3 separate regions of the Mus musculus genome follow, and all the other regions are linked to region 1. A link is a loop called in an ENCODE intact Hi-C map of the cell type or tissue named here. Cell type or tissue: heart. All regions are shown on one strand.

Region 1 (8,000 bases):
ACGCCTCCCTCGTGCCAGGAAGAAAGCATTCTCATCGTTAGAGGGACAAGACCCAGATAAACACACCCAAACAAAACTCGCTCCTCATGGCTTTCCCTGCCATTTCCCGGCACTCGGAACATATAGCCCAAACCCCTTTCCTGTCTTACCGAATTTTCATAATATGTCACTCTTTGGTAAAATGGAATATTAACCTTCAGACCCAATAACCCCTTATCTTAGTTTTCTTTCTATTGCTGTGATAAAACACTGTGACCAAAAGCAACTTAAAGGAGGAAAGGAGTGATTTCGTTTTATAGTTTCTAGTCTGTCATTGAAGTCAGAGCAAGAATTCAAGGCAGGAACCTGGAGGCAGGAACTAAATGGGTCACTGGGGAATACTGCTTTCTGGCTTGCTCATCCATGGCCTGCTTACCCATGGTTGCTTTCCTATACCACCTAGGATCATCTGCCCAGAGGTAGCACCATCCACAACGGGATAAGCCCTTCCACATTAAACACCAAATGAGAAAACGTCTCACAGAGTTGCCTAAAGGCCAATCGAATGGAGGCTTTTTCTCAAGGGAGGCTCAAATGGGATACCCTGGCTTGTGTCAAGTTCACAAAAAACTAATCAGAACACCCCTTCTATGAGTATTTCATACACAGAAATACAGACAAACACGCACGGAAGACATAAATTATGTGTGTTATATGTGTGTGTATGTATAATTTATCTATATAAGTTGCACACATACATAAATACACAGGAGGCATACATATATGTACATTCACAGACGACATGAATATCAGATAAAATACAAATACTACATATGCTGTTCCCCTACTAATCTGCCCCCTGAAGGTTTGATCATAGGGCCAGGCTGTTTCCAATACTTAACTAGGTTCAGGGCTTTGCAAAAATATATATATATATTTCGTTAAAACAATGAGAAGTCTATCGTTTTCTATTTGCTACAACACTGTTAAAACCAATTATAGTAATTATACACATTTCTCACACTTAGGAAGAAGAGCGGCCAAAATCAAATGCAAAGGCCGAGCTTGTGCAGAATGCGTACCTTCTGTTCAGAACGTGGGCCCCATACTCCACCACGCGTAGCTTTATAAAGATGGCACAGGCTACAGGATCCTCAGGGACCATCTAGGACCAAGTAGGTACAGCCTGCACGCAGCAGGCTACCAGTAGCCCAGAACGGCCATGAAAGTGATCTGGGCATGAACGTGACCCAGTACATTTACAGACCACAACATCATGTTGCACAAAGTCACCACTAAAAGAGTAAAAGGAAAAAAAATTTTTAAATGCACCCCATTGCTTATAGGTGGCAGAGATTGAATAGTATAAGGACTCTCGGAGTCACCCCTAAAACAGTTTTAAAGTGTGAAGACAGCTTAAGATGGGGGGCTGGAATCCAGGTTCACTCTGTCCTTAACTTGGAGTTTAGGAAACTCAAGACTCTTTCCCTTAAAAGTGGAGTTGCAAACAAGCACTGTGGCCCTTCAGGGCTTACGAGGGAGCCAAAGTTATATCCTATGGAAAGACTGGGGGTTCAGAATGATGTAACTAACTCATCATTACTAAACATCAGGAAAGCAGTGGCTTTACACACCTGTATCCCTAAGTCCTTCTTGCCCCATCTCCGTAGCAACCTGACAGACTTTGTGTGACTATTTTGATCTTATGTTGAACAACTTAGTATTCAGAGTCGTGTAACTTGTCCAAGGCCACACAGGTGACCGGAGGCGGAGCCAGAATTCTGATGAATTTGCTTAATCTTTATTCATCTTGATTCATGGTTAGGGTTTGAAGGCAAGTAAGGAGGGGCTCCTCTGTGTGAGGGATGACAGGTGAGATCTATGTGTGCCCTTGGATCTGCACTAGAGATGCCTCGAGGGATCTGGGGATATAGCCCTGTGACCAGACAGGACCTTGGCATTTGTAAAAGTCCAATCAGCAGCACCACTCCAGAGCAAGCACACTCACACAGACAGAAGATGCATGACAGGGGAAAAACCAATAGAGGAAGACATGACCAACAACAGGACATGGCAGGCGCCTTGATTTCCTTTTAGCAAATGACACAAATAAATAGAGACGATGTGGTGACCTAGTTCCAGTTCCTGTGAGTTCAAGTTGCATTCTGTGATACCAATGGATTATTTCCTCCTAACTTTGCCACCCTTGGGGAAAAAAAAAGAAAAGAAAAGGCGTGGAAAGTGTTCCAAAACAAACGGCAAGCTCAGGAAAGTCACAATAAGGGTCTGCTGCCTCGCTTCATGAGAGGGAAGGATGACTGGTACAACTTCAACAGCAGCCCAAGACTATATTAAGTGCTACGACACACAAGACTGTTCTGTGTGGCCCTTGGTCACACAGCACCTTCTCGGGGCTGGAAACCGAACACCTTAGTTTTCTCTCCGGGATGGGAAACCTTCATGCTGCTCAAGTTTGGATCCACGGAGTCAGACTGGGCAACTGAATAAGGACAGCGAGGAAAAACCAGAACAGGCTAGGGAGTGAACTTTCTCGGTGAGTTGGAAACAAGTCTTCCCAGAAAAGGTCCTCACCAAGTAGGTCCACGCAAAGCCTTCAAGCCTGTGGCTAAGGAGTCACTAAGAACATGGAATGTACCAAGGCTTGAAAGAACTCAGCAAAATAGGGCTGGACTCTGGGTAGATACTGTCTGTTCACATGTGAGCCTAAGGAAGTCCAACATTCTACCTATGTCCATCTAATGAACTTTTCCAACTTAAGTCCCGGCACCTGGAGCTAGTTCCCCAGAAAACTCATCCCTACAGGGCTACCTGTAGACCTAGAAGTTTATGTGTTCCCGGGAGCAAAGGCTGCGGGCTCTCTGCACCCTCTCCTCCTCCTCTCAAACGCTGTGCCCCTCACCCATGCTGGGCCACTCCTTTTCAGCCCATGGCCCCCCACAGGCCGCGGGCTGCCCTGACCCAAGTCTCGGAGCACCCTCTGCTCCGCCTGCTATACCCATCATTCGGCACGCCGCCGCGCGCTCCCTGCCCAGCTCCTTCCAGACAGGAGCCAGCCGGCAGCAGTGCAGGCAAGGAGTCTGTGCCCAACGCACATTACATAGTCTCCCACCCAGATGCCTTGGCCAAAGGAACAAAAAGGAAGCCGACGCCAGGAAGAGACGGGCGGGCTGAGGATGCGGCGGGACCGCGGCGGGCTCCACGCCTCGGCGCACCCAGCAGGCGGAGCTCGCATGCGGCCCACCGCCGAGCTGTTACCTTGAGGATGCAGGCCATGGCGCTATGGATCGACCCTGTGGCTCGCTGCACCTCGGCCCCGCAGCTGGACCACTCCAGCCCACATTCCCGCAGAGCGAGCCGGGCCGCGGGAGCTGCGCGCTCAGGCCCCACCCCCGAGCCCCGCCACTGGCTGGCGCCACACGAGGCCCCGCCCCTAGTCACGTGCCCTCCGTGCAGCCCGCAACTGCTTGCTACTCCACCGCTGCTACTACTTCACCTTTTTTTCCAAACCCTTCTGCAGATGGAGGTATGTAAAGCCCGGCTTGCAGCAGACCCAGATCTGCTTAACCTGAGGACAGAAGGTGGCCCTTCCAGCTGCACTCGCCCATCAGAGAACCCACAGATGTGCCACTTTCCAAAAAGTTAGCTTTGTTTGGCACCATTCCGATGCAGGCATGGGGCCCATCACAGGATTCTTCGAAAGCAGCTGGAAGTGCCCAGGGCTAGCCCTTGGGCACTGCAGAATTCTGTGGTGTGCGTCTCTTGTTATGATTGATCGTCTGTCAACCTGAAAACACAAACAACTAGAGATGCTGAAAGATTGAACACTCTTGGTCTTCAAAAAAGAAGCCACAATCTTCACACAATGTGACATTGTGCACAGCATGTGTAGCATATGGGCACATAAACATATGCAGCTGTGACTGTTGTATTCTGTTGCAAGTTCGTAAAATGCTTATGTACACAATGTATAAAGATAATGTTCATGTGTGTACACCTATGTACAGAGTATGATGCACAGGACTTTGCTACTCACTACTACTATCTTGGAATTTAGAGAACTCAGTTAAAATTTCAACAACCAAGTTACATATTAGCTTTTCCTCTTAAGTCTGGACATCTAGGAAGGTCCTGACCTCCACCATGAACTGTCCTGTGTTAAAGAGCAGTGCAGATTTACCCAAGAGGTGACATGGGCAAACTGGAACCTGGTCCTCTCTGGGTCCTTAATGGACTCTGTGTGTCCCAAACCAGACCTGCTAAGAGAACAATCATTTCTACAAGAAGAGGTTATGCCCAGAGAGAGGAAAGGTCTGTAGATACACAAATTCCTGCTGTCTAGAAGTCACACAAGTCTTTAAATTACTCCCCAAAACATCTACCTTAAAGTCATCTCCCTCGCAGATTAGCTGGCCTGCACAGCATCAGGGAAAGCATGTGATCTGAGAGTGACCGAGGGTCATGAGATGGCTCCCACACCAACAGACAGGAATTGCTCAGGACATTCAACAGGAGAAATCACAGGGAAGATACTGAAAAGACTAGAGTCCTATTCAAACTGCCTGTTCCCAGGCAAGCTCTGTCTGTCTCCAGGGTGACTAAACTCTTCTCTGTTGCCACTTCCTCCCACCCCTCCCTCTGCCTTCAAGGCACATGTATTTTATAAGTATGGTTTGGTAAAGATCGCATACTTCAAACTGCAGCTTTAATAAATGGTCTTAGCAGGTGTACTGGCTAGTTTCATGTCAACTTGACACAAACTAGACTCGCTGGAGAGACGGGAGACTCAACTGAAAAGCAAATGACTCCAGAAGAAGTAGGCTGTAGGAAAACCTGTAGGGCATGTTCTTATTTAGTGATTTATGTGGAGGGCCAGCCCATTGTGGGTGGGACCACCCCGGGCTGGTGGTCCTGGGTTCTATAAGAAAGCAGACCTAGCAAGCCATGAGGAGCAAGCTAGTAAGCAACACCCCTTCAAGGCATCTGCATCAGCCCCTGCCCCCAGGTTCCTGTCCTCTCCTCAAGTTGCTTTCAGGCATGGTGTTCCATCATAGCAAGAGTAACCTTAAGTGGGACAGCAGGCCAGGAAAACTCAGCACACTTGTTTATTTCTTTGCAGCAGGACACTCATGTCACCAGGTGAACAACTTCTACCAAGTGGCCCCGAAGGTTGTCCCCAAGCTTGGGTTGTCAGGCTTGGGACAAGTGTCTTTGCACACTTGTTATCTCCTAGACCCCACATTCATTCATTCATTCATCCATTCATTCATTCATTCATTCATTCATTCATGTCAGTTTTTATTAATCTGATTAGCTGAAGGGAAAAATCTTTAAGTTTCTATAGGACCTGTCAGCAATAAGAGATTGGTTTCTGTGATCTGTGATCTCAGGACAAGATCCTAAATCACAGTAAAGAGGAAAAGATAAGAGACACATAACACAGTAGAGGCCTTCCCCACCAGGGAGCAAGCTGCTAACAATGAAGAAACATCAGCATACACACAAGGTACCATTGTATGGGTTAAATAGGCTATATTTAGGAATATATGTATATACATATATGCATGTAACAACAATTAGGTTTCAAAAAGAGGTCATGAATTTGAAGAACAGGGAGAAGTATATAGGAAGGTATGGAGGGAGGAAGGAGAAAAGATAAATTTTGCAATTATCATCTCAAAAATATAGAAGTGTCTCTTTCCAAGAAGAAGTAGAGGAGGAAGAGGAGGAGGAAGAGGAGGAAGCAAAGATGGTTTAAGCATCTCTTTCTCTCTCTTTCCTCTCCTCCTCTGCTCCTCCTTCTCTCTCTCTCTCTCTCTCTCTCTCTCTCTCTCTCTCTCTCTCTCTCTCTCTCTCTCTCTCTCTCTCTCTCCAGAAAGTTGCACTATACTTGGGAAGGGCCAGTGGACTCTGGTGATCTGATGAGCACTTCCTTGCTTGGTGAACTTAACCAAGCCTCTTGACCTCTGTCTAATCTTTGTACAACAGGCTATGTGTTTAACTCTGCCTTAGCAGACTTAAATATGAGTTCATTCACCTCAATTCCCGGCAAGATGACCGCTTTTAGATGATAAAAAGCTATTTAAAGAATCGAAATTTGCACTGAAGACAGAAAGATCACAGCTGAAGCAGAGAGAGACTCTGGTCATCCTTGAGGGTCTCAGGAGGGTGTCGTTGCTGAAGAGTTAACACACATGGTAAGGACTCGATGAAGGTTCTTCACCCACCTACCCTGACATGGCTTTCTCAACTGAAGAGCCCACCACCCACATCCATGCTTTCCAAAGTGGTACTTGTCTCTCTCCGTGTGTATGTGCATGTGTGTACACACTCATGTGTGCATACATGTTGATGTTAGGTGTCTTTATCAATCATTTTACATCAGGGATTCTCAACATTTCCTAACACTGCCACCTTTTAATACAGTTCATGTTGTGGCGACCCCCCCATCATAAGATCATTTTATTACTACTTCATAACTGTAATTTTTCAAATATCTGATATGCAGGATATCTGATATGCAACCCCCAAATGGGATCCCAACTCAACACAGGTTGAGAATCACCTTATTTTTTGAGGCAGGATCTCTCACCAACTCAGTGAGGCCATCTGGCCAGCAAGTTCCAGCAATGCCTTGTCTCTATTTTCCCAGACAAACAACATCATGCCTGGCCTTTGACGTGGATTCTGAGGCTCCAAGCACAGGTCCCTGTCCTTGCAGAGTAACCATTTGACTAACTATGCCATCTCCCTAGCCCCCAAATGTTAAGTTTTTAATCAGCATTCATAAGTTATTACCAAGTATAGCAATGAGTAGTGGTTCACTTACTAAAGTCAAAAGCAAGAAATGCTAGGATAAACCTAGACCAGAATTTTATAAACTAGGATTAACAACTGCTGCTTTGGAAGGACTACATAGAAAAGCTTTTGGTTAGAAATAAAGACAGGTTCTGAATCTGCCAGGGATTGGAGGTACAGCCAGATTTGTAGGAGGTGGGTAGGAAGAAAAATGTAGCTAGGATATTTTTGTTTTAAACTGGGCCAAACACCAAGAAAAGCTTAGGCTAGTCTATAGGTATAATCTGATTCTCCAACTTCTTAAATTATGTAATTTATCCAAGAGCACCTGTTTCCAAAATTATTAATAAAACAACAACAACAAAAAAAAACCTGTGGTCAGATGCTCTACCTCATTTGACCCTCCAGCACCATGGAGACAGGGCATTGAACTTAGAGATCAGCCATCTTACATCTCACAGTCAACTGGCCAGTGTGTGGGGAACTCACCCTCTTTGGGTTTACAATATCTTGACTTTTCTTGTAAGAAAACCTTGGATTAGTGTCTATACCTTCTAAGATACTAGAACAAATAACCTTCACTGTCAACTTGGCTGGATTTGAAATCACCATGGATACGCACGTCTGAGTCTGTCTGGAGCAGTGGTTCTCAACCTTCCTCATACTATGACCCTTTAATACAGTTCCTCATGTTCTAGTGGCCCCCAACCATAAGATTGTTTCGTTGCTGCTCCGTCACTGTGAGTTTGCTACTGTTGTGAGTCATAATGCCAATATCTGTTTCCTGTGGTCTTTGGGGACACCTGTGAAAGGTTGAGAATCTGTGGTTTAGAGGGAATGTCCAGAAAAGTTGTTTAACCTAGGAGGGAAGAGCTGCCGTGAGTTTGGGCAGGACTGTCCCATAGGATAGGCTTCCAGAAGAGGTGTAAATGGAAAGGCAGGTTTGGTTTCCAGTGCTCATTTCTGCTTGATTATGGATACAGTGTGACCAGTTGCCTGCAGCCGGGTGCTGCCTTGGTGTCCCACACACAATGGACACAATGGACCCTCAAGCTGTGAGTCAGAATTGAACCCTCTCTTCCCTAAGTTGCTTTTTCTCATGGTTGGTTTTGTCACAGTAACTAAGCAACTAACACAGAGGCTCAAGCGAGCCACCTGAGGCAACCACCACAGATGCGCAAGAGAGCCACATGAAGATGCAAAGC
Region 2 (8,000 bases), 62 kb before region 1:
TCCCTATGACCGGGTCAGTTATAATATGTGGACGACACTTGCACAAGCCTGCCTGCTACAGCCTAGGTAGCCACAGGTGACAAGTGGAGAACAGAGAGGATGCAGATCAGGCAGGGCAAGAAGGGCTAGCCCAGTCAGGACGATGCTTACCTTGCGAACATACGGGGCGGAATTCATCCCCAGAGCATATTACTAATGTGATGGACCTTTGTTACCAAAGAACTGTACTTAGAAAAGGAAACAAACTTCAGAGAAATAAAAATCCCAGCAACAGCCCCTGGAGTATAGGAGGCCCCGCCACAAGGCTCGTGAAGAAGTGGAACAGAGGCCTCAGCACAGTCCACTCAGTCCACTGTCAGCCTGAGACGCCCGCCAAGCTGGCTGGCTGAAAGAACATGCTGGGTCTGTTCTGTTTGCTGTAGTTTTCTGAGCAGGCTCCATGGTGAGCGAAGAGGCGAACAGGAATCTTCCATTATCCCTTTCAGCTGAAAAGAAACCTCACCACAGAATGCACTTACTGTGAAAGTTGGTACAAACAGCAGCCACGGGGAGGTCGCGATTAGAGGAGGCTTCCAGGGAGAACGGCTTCTTAGAGAGTTGGACTCTGATGGGCAGAGGGAGATGGTGACGGGTGAGGGGTGAACGAAAGAGGGGGCAGGAGCAGAGCAAGGCCTGAGCCTGAGCAGAGGCAGCGGGTGAGCTCACTCACTCAGCCTACATCTGAAGCATCGGTCATCCTAGGTGCCCCACAGCAGGACCAGATCAGTGGGCAAGACAGCAGGCTGGGCCAGTGGAGCATGGTGGTAGGAGCGGCTACAGTTTAACACTGAGAGTTGGGACCTAGGAAACACCGTAGCAAGTTGTTCTAAGAACAGGGTCTTGAGTATGAGCTCAAGGATGCCAGACTTGATTCACAGACATCACTGAGCCAAGGGAGCTTCTCTGAGAAATGTCTGTGAGAGGCAGGGCAGAAAAAGGGAGCCATCAGGTTAGCTCCAGCTGGGGTGATTCATCTTCGGATGCATAAGACCCCGTATGGGACAGAAAGGGGATCAGAGGCTGGAGGAGGAGGAGGAGGAGGGAGAGGAGGGGGAAGGGGAAGAGGGGAAGAGGAAGAGGAAGAGGAAGGGAAGGAGGGGGAGGAGGAAGAACAGAAAAAAGGAGGAGGAGGGGAGGAGGAAGAGGAAGAACAGGAGGAAGAGGGGAGGAGGAGGAAGAGGAAGAAGAGGAGGAAATGAGGAGGGGGAGGAAAAGAAGGAAGAAGAGGAAGAAGAGGAGGAGGAGGAAGAAGAGGAGGAGGAAAAGGAGGAGGAGGAGGAAAAGGAGGAAGAGGAGGAAAAGGAGGAAGAGGAGGAGGAGGGATGCATGTCTTGCGGAACCCTGCTCTGTGTGGTTATATCCTGAGGAGTTCTACTGGGAATAAGTTTAGGAATGAGACAACCCCTCTTTGGAAACATTTAAAAGTTTCTCAATCGTCCTGCAGATAAACAAACAAAACCACATTTGATTCTTCCCGACCCTGCATATTCCACTCTTTTATGACCAATTTGTTTGGGGTGAACATCACAGGACATGAGGAGGGAGGCGGGAGGGGAGGAGCCATTGAAGTCAAAGAGGACAGGATGCCAGGAATCCTCTAAGACTCAGGAACGTCTCACTGAAAAGTTGGGCCACCTTCAGGGAACTCACAACGAATACCCTGTGCCCATGCACACAGACACACAACAGCACCCTGTGCCTCAACACTCAGGCTTCTATTTGCCTGGCTGCTTAGCAGTCTGCATCTATTAGATCACCGTGACAGCTTTTGGATGTCCATCCCTTTAAAACAAACAAACAAACAAACAAACAAAAAGGTAAGATCTAGAAACCCGCATCTCACTGATTTACCAACTTATCTTACACAGGGTTTCCAATGCCACTCCCTAACCAGGCAGCAGGCTCACAAGTCAATCATTTTTCAAGCAGACAGTCTAAAAGCAAAAACCTCAAATCCAAGTGTGGATGTACATGATAGAAATCCCAGCACACAGTGGATGAGGCAGGAGGATTAGAAGTTCAAGGACATCCTTGGCTACAGAGTCAATTCAAGGCCAGCCTTGGCTACATGAGACAGCCTCTACTAAGTTAATAGAAATGCCAAAAGGAAAGCCTTTTCTGATCCACCCTGGGAGAGGTTGATGGCTTACGAGGGTCCAAACTCTCGTGTCTCTTGGAATCTGTGCAACTCTGCATTGGGCCGGTTTTCACAATGCCCACAGAACTTGTTCTCTAGCTCACAGACTCGGCCGTTTCTCTCAGGGCATTGTCACAGTGTGCCGGGGTCCCATGTTTGTACCCAGGTACCTGGAGGTGCCATGCTACTGGCTCGAGCCCCACATTTGGGGGAGCAAGATAAGGAGCCACTTTCCAAAGCCTAACATGGGGTCCCATGGTTGGTAGATGAAGACTGGTCCCATCAGCTCAATAAGTAGTTTTGGTTTGACCTCTGGCTTCCCTGGAGATGCACCACCCCCAACTCCACCTGCTGCCACCTGTGTCCCCTCTGCAGCCCAGGTGGACTCAGAGGTGGTTTGTGTGGAGGAAAAAGCACAAAGAAAATGCAGGAAAGCTTTCAGCAGCGTGAAGCCCGAGAGGCTCAGCTCTGCACTGGTGGGAGCTGGAAATCCAACAATGCCATGCCCATCCACCTTGGCAGGGAGCCTCGGTGCCTCCGGATGCCAGGAAAGGAGCCAGCTGCCTCCTGCAAACATCACAACCTGTCAGCATGAGTCACAAGTCAGTGCCATTCGTTACCTAGCGTCTGAGATTCACAGAAACTGCAGGGTTCTGGGACATAATTCCCACCAAGGTTAAATTCTCAAGAAAGAAAGATACCGAGACCAACAGACTAGTTTGCAGGAGAAAATAGGAGGCATTTCTTATTAAAAGCAGCAGCAAGCATCAGGCCCTCCCCTGGGCTCACCTCCAGATTCCTCTCCCAGAACGGACAGGGATGGAGCCTCCACCTGCGAGGCTTCACTGCTGCTCATGAGCTCTTGAAGGGGTATCAACCCCACACCAGATATTGTAAAACACATTCTCAGAATGAGTGACTGAATGGATAGAGAATAAAGCTGAGCCTTCTAACCCTGACTGAGCTCCAAGCGGGCCTATGGATGTAAGGAATAAACGCCCAAGTGCCGGTTTCCGGCTCTAAATCATGAGTTTGGAAAGGGCGTCACCACTCCTTGAAGATGCGGAGTTCACTCTGCCTCCCCCTGGCCTCAGAGCAGCCATCCTGACCCTGCTCTGACTTTCCTCCCTCAGTGAGGCCAGGGAGCCCTGTCTTTATCCTCCCTCTCTGTGATGCCCCTACCGCTCTGCCACCCGCAGAGGCTCTTGGTGCATTTTGCCAGAGATGGTGACAAATGTGGGTTCAGAGCTTTGAAAACTGGGTTCATCTGCAGAGCGCTGTAGATGCTGCGTGCTGCTCTGAGTGAGTACACTGTAAAGAGAGCCACTCACTGAGTAACTGAATGGACTGAGGTAAGGAGGTGCCCGGGAGCTAGAGTTCAGGTCCTCATGTGCGCATGCTCTGTACCGCATTCAATACTACCAAGGTGCAGCCCTAGGGAGACAGACAGGAGGTGGAGTCTCAACATTGCACCTCTGAAAGTGTGAGCCCAGAGAACCCGTGACCCCAACTCAGCAATCAGGAAGCGACCAAGCAGGCTGAGAGGCCCGCCAGCCTGGCATCTCCTCAGCATTACTCAAGCTGCCCCCAGGCAATGAGCGGCCCCCTCACCCAGGCCTCCTCGGTGGGCACCTCAGCAGTGAGAGGCTCCTTCCCTCGGTAGCTGAAGCCACTTGCTGGTGGAAAAGACTTTCCTTTCAGACAAAATCTCCACACTGGTATTAGGTTGTAATTCTTCTTTCCACAAGTTTGTACTCAGCATGGAGTGGGCTGAGAAGAAACGTACTAAACTGTTTGAAATATGTTTGTGAACCATATAGGAGCAAAAGACAGAGCAGAGTTTTTTGCTATTGTAGTCCAAGGGAACAGGTCCATAGATGCTTGGGTTTTTGATTGTTTCAAGTCTTCTACTGGGATATCCCTGAGGGGACCATATGAGGAAAAAATAGGTGTAGTGAGCTTGCCTATTTTCTCATGTGCTTTGAACACCCATTTCAGATGTGCTACACACACACACACACACACACACACACACACACACACACACACACCTCAGTGGAAAGCCTTCACTGGATCCTGCTAGACAAATACCATTGCAATCACTTAGTAGGACTTTGAAAAATAAGTTTGCTAATGGGACTGCCAAGCAACTGAAGAGAAATTGCATGTTCTAAAAGCGCTATAAAAATTCTCTTCTCTTTCAGGACAGAAGACAAGCTGGTGGTGAGGGAATTACTTTTTAAAGAAATCTAAAGTTCGTTTCAAACCCTTTTCTGCCAAGATCCATTAACTGCAAAAATAGGTTCCTTCCCAGTGCCCCAAAGCCTGCCATGAGGTAACAGCCTAAGTTCAATTTCCCTAAAAACTGTTTTCAAAGAAATCACTTTATCACTAGCTTAGGCATCTAATTTCCTTGTGATAAGAAAGTAACCCCCCTTCACCCTCTCCCTGCACTGGCTACAGGCCAGCATTTTCAAGCGGAGGGAGTCGGGGCTGTAAAGGCCGCCTGTTCACCGACCTAACCCTCCTCCTCAACTCCCTGGGCTCCAAACCACCGGCTCCTGACGCTGAGGTAAACTAGGAACAGAAAGGAAGTGAGCCCTGTGGGCCAGGAACCCAGGCCTCCACAGTAAGATCTGCTGATGCTGCTTGCCACATAGCTCAGGCTAGCCCAAAATGTCACCCCGCTGAGTCTTTAGAGCGACTGCAGGTGCCCAGATAAAGTACTTAAGATAAATATGAGCAAAACCACAAGGCAGTTTTTGTTTTGTTTCTTGCTGTTTGCAGATTTGTTGGTTTTCTTCTATTTGCGTATTTCTTAGACAAAGGCCAGGCTGGCCTTGAACCTGCTTCCTTACCCTCCCCTTCATCCTGGGATTGTTGTACTTGGCTTCAGGACCTAATGAATGCTTTAAGTGGAAAGAAATCTTTAGTGTTTCTGTTTGTTTCTCTTTTCTGTCGCTCATAAACCTGATTCCGACTCCCTGTACAGAACGCAAGCTTCAATCGGCAATGCTTTTCCCTTTTTGTAAAAAGTGCATTCCATCTCGTCAGGTCTTGACTCCCCTACTCTGACGGTGATGCTGTACAAGCTCAGATGGCTAAAGAGCAGAGCATAGGCCCTCTGTAAGGACCCGATGCACAGAGGGCCTAAGGCACTGTCGGAAGGACTATGTTAAACCCTAAGTCTAGCACGGCAGTGTGTGAAGGCATCTGCCAACTCAGCATAGCACAGATGGGCTCACCTCCTCCATGGGTTACAGAGAACACCTCTATAATCCAGGGGAAGGGACAGCCTTGGAGCTTCCCTCACCATGGAAATGGTTAGATAATGCTGTAGCTAGCACCATGAAACACATGGGAGACAGCTAATCACCACGCTTTGGACACATGCCAGCCGGTACTGTTAAGTACCCACTGTCCAGTTGGAAACCATGTTTTCAAGCTATCAGTACCCCCAAATGTTCTCATCTGGATTAAATAAAGTCACTGGGTTAATTAATAAAGTCAATGACATCATCCTGATTAACTCAAGTCATTGACTACTTCAGGAAATATGTTGTGGATAGCTAGCTATTCAAGTTACCACGTGCATGAGAAACAAGGCTAAACTCTGTTTTTCAGGGTCTAATTGTGAAGTAAGAAACACAGAAAGACATAGGCAATTCCAATGTAATCTGAAATCTATATGCTAAAGCTAGCCCAAGGATCCACGGACACGAACAGCTAAAACTGGGGTGAGTGGTAAGCAGGAGCTATCTTGCATACAAAGTAGCAGGAGCAGACCAATCCTACCAGGCTCCATGCAGGCTTCATGTGGCTAAAGAAAGGCTGGCCTTCCTCCTCCTCCCTTCAGGGGCACTGCAAAGACAGTTCTAAGCCAAGGGGTGGGGATCGGGGTTTGTGGGGCACAGGGGGGTGAGTCCTACAAATTGCTGATGAGAGATATGTGAGCACCAGGCAGCCAGAGGGCAAAATTGCTCCTTGCTGGAGAGCTCTTGATGCCCAGCTCCTCAGAGCACCAGATTAATCTCTTGCCATCAAAATCAATAAGACAAGAGACAGACAGGGGAAGCGTGCACTCCTGGAATCAGAAAACTAAAATTAAGCCAATTATATTGTTCAAAGGCCTGGATAGCAATAAGGTCCACCTGACGTGAGCGTTTAGAAACTGGAGGAAGCGAGGGATCTGTGGTCTGCTCCGTCATCCAGGTACTCGTCCAGACACCGAGGATACAGGTCAGGCTCATGCCTGAATGAGAGCGTCTGACTTGACTCTGATTTCCTCGGCCATCAGGACAGACAGAGCTGAGCGTCTGAGAGCCATGGCTGCAGACAGCATCATTTATAGGTGAGGAATCTAGAGTTTAGAAAAGGCCGGTGTCTGGCTCGCTTGCTTGTGTCCAAACCAGAACCCTCCAAACCCCAGGTCACCCCAGGCACCAGACAAGGACATATGTGACAAAGGTATTTATTTTCTTAGACCATTTTCTTTTAGGATCTCTTCTCGACCTGACAGAATTTCTGTCACCAAAGTTTGGAGCTGAGATGAAAGGATGGACCATGTAGAGACTGCCATATCCAGGGATCCACCCCATAATCAGCATCCAAACGCTGACACCATTGCATACCCTAGCAAGATTTTATCGAAAGGACCCAGATGTAGCTATCTCTTGTGAGACTATGCCGGGGCCTAGCAAACACAGAAGTGGATGCTCACAGTCAGCTAATGGATGGATCACAGGGCTCCCAATGGAGGAGCTAGAGAAAGAACCCAAGGAGCTAAAGGGATCTGCAACCCTATAGGTGGAACAACATTATGAACTAACCAGTACCCCGGAGCTCTTAACTCTAGCTGCATATGTATCAAAAGATGGCCTAATCGGCCATCACTGGAAAGAGAGGCCCATTGGACTTGCAAACTTTGTATGCCCCAGTACAGGGGAACGCCAAGGCCAAAAAGGGGGAGTGGGTGGGTAGGGGAGTGGGGGTGGGTGGGTATGGGGGACTTTTGGTATAGCATTGGAAATGTAAATGAGCTAAATACCTAATAAAAAATGGAAAAAAAAAAAGAATTTCTGTCACCAAGACACAACTACAAGAGTAAATACGTACAGTTTTAAAGGCTCACACCACCTTCCTGCACCATGAAAGCCCAGGGAGGGGTCCTCTGAAAATAAGAGAGCGCTGCCCTACGTGGGCCAGTCTTCCCTAGAAACAGTACATGCAGAATGTGATCATGTACGTATTCGTCTGTGTTTGCCTACATGAGTAAGAGCACACATATATGTATGCATGGATATACGGGGGCTGTGGATATGTGGGGGGTCTATGGATGTATATGTTTATGTATATATTACATATGCACATAGTGCACTCGACATCTGTGTGGTGGTATGTATAGATGTATATGGTATGTATAGATGCTTATGCTTATGTATAGATGTATATGCTTAAAAACTTCACGGGAGAAAAAGAGAAGGCTTAACAGACTGCTTTTTGAGGCCTTTACAGAGCCATGCCCTGGAGACCTGACAGTAATCCCCCTGCCTCAGGAGCTTCTCACAGCAGCTGAGAGGTGAGGGGCCACTGGACTGGCAGTCTAAGCGGTAAATGGAAGTCTGAATAAACAGACACGAGAGGCTAAGCCTCAGCATCCAGCGATGCCGCAGAGCCACGACGCCTGTCTGGCTTTACTTTTTAAAGATGCCTTGTTTTTAATCATATGCACATGTATGTGTCTCTGTGAGGGTATGTGCACATGAGGTGTCTACAGAGCCAGAAGGAGGTGGAGTTACAGGGGCCTAAGAGCTTCAGGATGTAG
Region 3 (8,000 bases), 81 kb after region 1:
TGGATTCCATTTCCTACAATCATTTGCAGGTGTACCATGAACTTTTCGTATGCTGACTTCAGAATAGCTAACTAAGCTGGAAAGCGTAAAACCTGTTAGAACAATAATTCCCTTACAGCATTAGACAGGACAGGTCCTGTTATCCTTCCGACACCCACCTCAGGCACTGCTGCCGACCGCATCACCACCGGCTACACAATGTGTTGTGGTGTCCACGTGGAAAAGCAAGCAGCTTTGCCAGTTTAAAATAGATGAGATGGTCACCTGGATTTGCTTAAAGAATCCCAACTCTCTCTATATGCGATAATTAAAATGCAACATGGCATGTGTATCTCTCTATATATGAGTGTGCACATATGTGTGTGTGTGGTCACATGTGTGCGCATGTGGAGGCCAAAGGTTAACTTTGAGAAGCTTCTTCGTCATTCTCCACCTGACATTGTTGAGACTGCTCTGTCACTGAAGCTGGTGCTCTCAGAGTTGGGGAGACTGGCTGGCCCTCGGTGCCTCCCACCCTGAGCACTGGAGATAAAGACACGCACTGTCATGCCTCATTTTTACCTGGACACCAGGGATCTAGCCTCAAGGCACCATACTTTCAAAGTAAGCATTTTATCCAATGAACCACCTCCACAGTCCCAAAATATTTTAATGTGTAAATGCATAAAGTGTATGAAATCTTTTGTTTATTGAGACAGAGCTGAATTTTCTGGACCAATATTTCAAAACATGCAAAATAAGATTCAATAAATAAGAAGTTCCAGGCATTTTGGGGACACAGGGGATTCTAAACGGAAGTCAAACACAGACCACTTAGCATCATTTTCCGACTGAAATTTTTCTTTGGTGCTGATGTGACTTAAGATCTGTTGCAGATTGAGTCTGGTCTAGGTTCTGTACTCTAGAATGAGTGTACTTAGCTGGGGAACCTGCAAAAATGGTGTATGGCTTTCCTTGTTAATAAATATCAGTTTATTGAGGGCTCTTCTATGGCAGCAAAATCACAGAGCTGTGTTCCATGTGGGTGGAACAGACAGCAAGGACTTGGCAAGACTAGACTTCATCTTGCTTTGCCATTGTGGGGACACAGACAGGCTGGGAGGCCACCATATGCAGAAGCTGGCCTTTCCCTGAATCTTACTCCTCTGTCAACGTCACCTTCTGTCCTGAAAGACCCAATTCAAAACTGATTCTTTATAAAAGGATTGAGACAAACATCCTTAAAGATGCATAAAATCAAATGCTGTTTGAATAACCTGAGAAAATTGTGTTTTAATTTTTGATAAAACTATCCTGATGCTCCTCATGGAAATAGCTCCAAGGAAAATCTTGTTAGAGGCCTCTGGCTTCATGGCTCAAAACAGAGGTAAGAGACCAAAAAGAGCATTGCTGTATAAACTGATTTCATAGCAAGTCAAAGTCACTGACTCTAAGATCCTAGCTGAAAGGGGTTGGAGCAATGGCTTCGTGGTAAGAGCACTGGCAGCACTTCTAGAAGACCCAGCTTTGATTTCTAGCACCCATATGGAGGCTTATATTGATCTGCAATACCAGTCCCAAGGGATCTGGTGCTTTCTGGCCTCTGTGGGCACTGCATACATGCAAACAAAACACCCACACACATATAAGAAATAAATAAAAATTTAAAAACTATAATGGAATTGAAACCATAAAAAAAATTTTTTTTAAAGATCCTGACTGAGTGGTATCAGTGAAGGAGAACATGCATTCCCTGGCTCTGACAACAGACATAGATTTGAGAGAGACTCAGAAGATAGACTACTTAAAAGAATGAAGTCAGTTGGGTCATTACATTAAGTCAAAGATAATACGTATGATATCTATTTTCACGCATGTGCGCACACACCACAGACACACAGTCTGACTATATCGTTACGTCCATGCACGTATAAATAGGATAAACAGAAGAGTGGAGTTACTCTCCAGTTTTCTCTTTTGAGCTTTGAACCCCATCCCTCACTCCCAAGTATATCCAGCCCACTCTAGACACTCCTGCATCTCTATCCCGCCAGCCTTTCTCTGGGTCTCTCCATGTCTCATGTTCCCAATCTCCATCTCAGAACCATGGTCTAAATTAGAGAAAATTAACTCACTCAAAGATCTCTGGGCAGTCTGATATCAGATTCTGTTTTCTGCAGGGAAAGTAGCTATAAATCAAGATTTCGAAGTGAGTCTTGGATTATACAACAATTAATTTTGAGAAAATAAGATATTACAAATGGAAAATATTCAGAAACCCCTCTATCAGGAGCCACGTTGTCCCTCTAGCCTTCCTCCCTTGGTTCACAACTTGTCTTACAACTGTGGAGAGAATCAGTTGCTTATTAAGCCATGGCCTGGTGAGGAAGAAATCGTATATGGGGCATGGTCAGAATAGCAGAATGAACTTTTCAACAAAAATGTCAGCCCTGTATATGCTGGAGTTTCTAGAAGATGTTTCTGCCCAGCTACACGGGGAGGCTCTGTAACCACACCTCTGCTAGAGATAGCTCAGAAATTTCTAAATAATTCTCTTTGAGGGTTGCAGCATAGCAATATCTGTAGCTTGAAATACATCTCTGAACTTTTGAGTGTGTGTGGTTTTTATTTTTAAAATCCATTAAAAGTCATTTGAATTTAAATATAGCACTCAAACTTGGTTAAGTATCATCTGAGGTCAAAACAAAATATAGCTTTAAAGTCCTCCCCAGGATGAGTTATTCTTCTGCCTCTTCCATTGGATGATGCTGGAGTCTACCCACACATAAAGAATGCTGCGTGCTAATGGGAAGAGATAACATGGTTCCCAGCTAGTTCGGAAAGTCATTTCCTTCTTCTTCATTTTTTTTTAAACTCTAATAACAATTTTAATTTATTATGTATTTTTGAATGTATTTGATTTTTGAGGTTTACTTTTCTTTTTTATTGGATATTTTCTTTATTTACATTTCAATCCTGGTTTTCCCTCCAAAAACCCCCTATCCCTTCCCTCTCCCCTTGCTCACCAACTCACCCACTCCGATTCCTGGCCCTGGCATTCTCCTATACTGGGGCATAGAACCTTCATAGGACCAAGGGCCTCTCCTCCCATTGATGACCGACTAGGACATCTTCTGCTACATACGTAGCTGGAGCCATGAGTCTCACCATGGTTGGTGGTTTAGTCCCTGGGCACTCTGGAGGATCTGGTTGGTTCATATTGTTATTCCTTCTATGGGACTGCAAACCCCTTCAGCTCCTTGGGTCTTTTCTCTGGCTTCTTCATTGGGGACCCTGTGCTCCGTCCAATGGATGGCTGTGAGCATCCGCCTCTGTATTTGTCAGGCACTGGCAGAGCCTCTCAGGAGACAGCTATATCAGGCTCCTGTCAGCAAGCTCTTGTTGGCATCCATAATAGTGTCTGGGTTTAGTGGTTGTATATGGGATGGGTCCCCAGGTGGGGCAGTCTCTGAATGGTCATTTCTTCAGTTTCTACTCCACACTTTGTCTCTGTAACTCCTTCCATGGGTATTCTGTCATTTCAACACGTGAAGAGTAACCGTAGGATCTCCTTAGATTTCTACTTCAAACAGAAATGGACTGATATTTTTTATATATCGATATTCTGTTTGTTTATTTGTTTGTTTGTTTGTTTGTTTAACAAAATTCCTAGGCAGGCAAGGTGGCTCGGTGTGTAAAAGTGCTTGTCCCACAAACCTGAAGGTCTGAATTCAATTCCCAGAACTCAGGTAAAAATGGACAGCGCAGTGGAGCATGTCTGTAATTTGGCCCTTCTACCACAAGATAAAACACGGAGACACGGAGACACGGCGAGTTGCCTGAAACTTGAAGGTCAAGTAGGCTGGAGTATGGTGCACAGCATCAAAGAAAGACCCCACCTCAAACAAGGTAGAAGGTGAGAACTGACTCCTCAAACCTGCCCTGACCCCCACATGCATTCTCTGACGTGTTGTGCTGTGCTTGCATGCACGTGTGTTCACACACATCCCACACACATTTTGCTTGGTTGGTTTTTGAGGGTTTTTTGGATTGTTTTTGTTTTTGTTTTACAAACAAGAGGGAAAGGAGTACTCCTGAAGGTTAGTATGCCCGGGCCCAGCCCCTCTGTCTGGATTAGCATACTTGGAGGAGGAATGCTGGTAGGCTGAGCTGGCACGGAGCCAGGTTTCCTTGACAACTCGCTCTCCATATCTGACAGCAGGCGCCACCTGCTGTCCACACAAAGCAAGCACAACAGGCGGGCATCCTGCTGGAAGTCTATGAGGGAGATGCAGGTGTATTATTTATGCTGGCAGAGGAAATGCCCAGACTGGAGTGAACTAGACAGGACCAAAAAGGCTGGAACCAGGAAGAGGTGTCTTCTTGCCCACACGGGATAGGTGGGTTGCCATGAGTGACCGTGATGTAACATACCTGACCTATGTACGTGGGGATGTCTGTGTGTGTGTGCACATACATGCACATGCATGTGGAAACCAGGGGAAAACCTTTGTTATTCTTTAAGTGCTGCCCACCTTGTTTATTTTTTGTTTGTTGTTTGTTTTTTAATGACAGGAAGACAAGGCTCCTCACTGGTCTAGCCCTTGCTAAGTAGGCTAGCCCGACTTGCCCGTGAGCCTCAGGGATCAGTCTGTCTCTACCTCTGCAGCACCAGGATTATAAGCTTGTCATATCACCATAGCCTTTTCGTTTTGGTTTGTTTGGGATTATCAAGACAGGGTTTCTCTGTGTAGCCATGGCTGTCTTGGAGCTCACTCTGTAGACCAGGCTGGCCTCAAACTCAGGCTGCCTCTGCCTCCCTAGTGCTGCTAAAGGCGTGTGTCATTGCCACTGGGTGGATCATCCTGTTGTTAGAGCCAGCACTTCTCTGACTGAGATACCATCCCTGCCCATTGTAGAAAACACAATGTTCCTGTGTACAAAGCACAGGAGCGGAAGTCAGGTGATCTTATCGTTTCTGCCTTACCATTCATCAGCAGTTGATCCATGGCAGAGGCGTTGGTAGGTAATTCTGTCTATTCCCTTCATCGATGGTTTAACTCAAACCTCATGAGGGGCACATGAAAGCCAAGGAGTTTAAGTTGTTGTGGAGACATTAACTTCACACTAGGAATGAGCTCAGAAAGGTTAAGTAAGTTTCCCGAACTCACACAGCTTGTTTGGTGGTTTGAATAAGAACGGCCCCCATAGAATACTTGGCTCATAGAGAGTCGCACTTTTAGGAGGTGTAGCCTTGTTAGAGGAAGTGCACCACTGGGAAGGCGGGCTTTGAGGTCTGAGGTGCTAGACCTAGTAGGTCAGTCTCCTGCTGCCTATGGTCAAGATATAGACTTCTCAGGTCCTTCTCCAGCACCATGTCTGCCTGCAGGCTGTCACACTTCCTGCCATCATGATAATGGACTGAAACTCTGAAACTGTAAGCCAGCCCCGATGAAATGTTTTCCTTCATAAGAGTTGCTGTTGTCTTGGTGTCTCTTCGCAGCACTAGAACACTGACTAAGGAAGCTCACATGTTTCAGAGTTGAAGTAGAAATTTTTCTACTTGCCCCTGGGTTGCTACTCAATTGGCTGGTGGCTAACAGTTGTTTACAAAGAAAGAAAAGAAGAAGTACCTGTGTGGCCTCAGTCCCCAAACGTCACCGCACAACACACACAGTACCACCCAGCCACACCCTAAGATAATGTGCATGACTTATGACTCAGGATGGCTGCATCTCCTTCCCATGCTCTCTCGATACTCTGGAAGTGGCAGCTGGAGGCAGATTTTAGGATGTTTGGCTCACAGAAAGTGTCATCTTCTTAGCCAAAGGACACAAAGGCAGAAGACCAGAAAGCAGGCAGGTGAGACAGTTCTGAGTGAGGAACAGCCCCTGTTCGGAACAGAGCTGCTCTGAGCCACTGAGGAAGCTTGGTTCTTTTGTGAATGTGTGATCTCCAGGCCTCGTCTAAACCCAACTGATCCCAGTAAGAGTCAGGGTTGCAGAGTTGTGCCCACCCGCTGCATTGTCCCCCGAAACATTAGCTATCTGAGTTTGTTTGAAGGCCAACAACCTCATCTAACCACAGCAGTGCACACTCTCCGTACTGCAGCACGCCAGCCAGTCGGCCCACAGCTGCACAATTTTCTTGAGCCAGAGACAAATCACAAACACAAGGAAAGAAAACACACCGAGGAAATAAGACTCTCCCCCAAAGTGGTGGCCTTTGTCTCCAGGAGCTGTTCTCTGACTCAAACCTCTGCTCTCTTGAAGACACATCTGGAAGTTTGATTGTTTCCATCTGGTAAACGCGCGGGCCGTGACACCTCTATCTCATGTCTAACTTTCAATTTAGACTCTTGAGATTACTAAGAACATTTCTCCACCTACGATCTGCGCCATCGAGAAGGTTGGAGTTCAGTGCAGGGATGTACATAACGAGGGCTCCCAAAGCAGCTTTAGAGTGAATTAGATCGTGTTTGTGGGTGCTCCATGGAAGCCGGATAGGACTGTGAACATGTCGAGGTTCAGCTGCTGTGTAGTGAGTACAAAGAAGTTGTCATAGGGGGCTGGTGAGATGGCTCAGTGGGTTAGAGCACCCGACTGCTCTTCCAAAGGTCCAGAGTTCAAATCCCAGCAACCACATGGTGGCTCACAACCATCCGTAACAAGATCTGACCCCCTCTTCTGGAGTGTCTGAAGACAGCTACAATGTACTTTACATATAATAAATAAATAAATAAATAAATAAATCTTTAAAAAAAAAAAAAAAAAAAAAAAAGAAGTTGTCATAGGCATGAGGTTACACTAACGCTCATAGGAAGCCCTAAAACGAATGTCTGGGAAGAGAGGGAAGGGAGTCACAGAAACAGGCAGGAGTGGAAAAGTTACTCCTCGATTCCCTCGCTTGAAATGGGAAGACCTGGTGGTTCTGAAAGCTCTGTGGGATTACCGGAAGCCTTGGCCTGACGTTTAGTGGCCGTGTATCCCTGACTGACTTTCCCCAACTCCTCTCGCCTTTCTGGAATAAGGACAATAGCAGCAGAGCAGACTTAGAGTGAGAGTCACATAATGTCACCAGAGCAGTGCCCAGAACAAGTAGGCGTTTAGTAATTAGGGCAATTATTATCATGCCAGGAGCCAGGTAAGGATTGAGACCTGTGATGGTTAAACATCATTGTCAACTGGGTAGAAGTTAGAATCACCATGGAAACCAACATCTGGACTCATCTGTGAAGTGTCGTATTGTACACTTCCTAATTCTGAAATAATTTTCCCTCAAGAAAAGTTACATGCATACATACATGCTACAGTGTAACACCGTTCATAAGATTTCAAAGATTTGTTTTGCCCAACAACCAATGGTCGGCATCTTGTCCTGCAGGTTGTACAAGGTGCAATATTAGCAATCTCCCAGTGACAGCTTTTGTAAACAGAGCCTCCGCAGGTCATGCAAGCATAAGCTCAGAGAAAGAAACAGAGTAGCAGCCTTAACATCTGTGTGAAAGCTTGTCTGAGAATAACAGTTCTACAGTTCAGGAAGCCAGTTACTTCTTTAACAGGAAAAGAAAAGCTCAGGGTCGCACACAGGTGGCTTTCACCATGGCAACACCGGGGGCTGGGGCACAGATACTCTCTTTATTACTTTCTGTAATTTCATCTCTAAAAACTCTATGTAAGCATGAAAGAAGAGAAATGCCCCGAGAGAAAGCAAAGGCCAGCGAGACATATGGGAAAGGCAGCCAGAAGCACACAATCACGATGAATTGTCTTTCTGGTGTGCTGTGTATCTGGCTTGTTAGCGTTTGGAGGAAGATATATGGATTTGGAGGAAATCTGTGCTTATTATAATGTGAAGGTGTAGTTATTGTTTTGTTTATATTTGTTGGGTTTTGGTATCAGTGTAAGGCTAGCTTCAAAGTTCTCCAGTGTTTTATGATAGCTTAGGCTGTGTATGCTTTTTGGCATGTGGCCATGTCGAGGAAATCTAGAGTTTTGAAGAGGACACATGTTCAGTAGTCA

Evidence for each region. Peaks named below come from ENCODE experiments on the same cell type or tissue, not always from the same donor. Only the 100,000 strongest peaks of a DNase experiment are listed, where the experiment ranks them.
Region 2: a loop joins it to region 1, with 2.4 times the contacts of the local background. A loop is called at or near these places in 5 of 42 quality-filtered maps.
Region 3: it touches region 1 in a loop (4-fold over the local background); 9 of 42 quality-filtered maps call a loop at or near these places.

The regions. Positions count from the first base shown.
Region 1 is chr3:153,721,790-153,729,789 of GRCm38, forward strand. It overlaps St6galnac3 (ST6 (alpha-N-acetyl-neuraminyl-2,3-beta-galactosyl-1,3)-N-acetylgalactosaminide alpha-2,6-sialyltransferase 3), which reads right to left and starts at 3,344. Exons shown (of 5, transcript NM_011372.2): 1 at 3,256-3,344. The coding sequence starts at 3,273. In heart, a CTCF peak has its summit at 3,209; a DNase peak (open chromatin) is centred at 3,312; H3K4me3 peaks cover 2,717 bases; H3K27ac peaks cover 3,229 bases; H3K27me3 peaks cover 615 bases.
Region 2 is chr3:153,659,409-153,667,408 of GRCm38, forward strand. All of the region lies in intron 1 of St6galnac3 (ST6 (alpha-N-acetyl-neuraminyl-2,3-beta-galactosyl-1,3)-N-acetylgalactosaminide alpha-2,6-sialyltransferase 3), which reads right to left. Among named protein-coding and RNA genes, the nearest start is that of St6galnac3, 62 kb to the right of the region's middle. In heart, no CTCF peak of the experiment used is centred here; no DNase peak of the experiment used is centred here; H3K27ac peaks cover 596 bases; H3K27me3 peaks cover 405 bases.
Region 3 is chr3:153,802,350-153,810,349 of GRCm38, forward strand. No RefSeq gene overlaps it. Among named protein-coding and RNA genes, the nearest start is that of 5730460C07Rik, 14 kb to the left of the region's middle. In heart, a CTCF peak has its summit at 4,217 (motif pointing left); a DNase peak (open chromatin) is centred at 4,182; H3K27ac peaks cover 4,957 bases; H3K27me3 peaks cover 583 bases.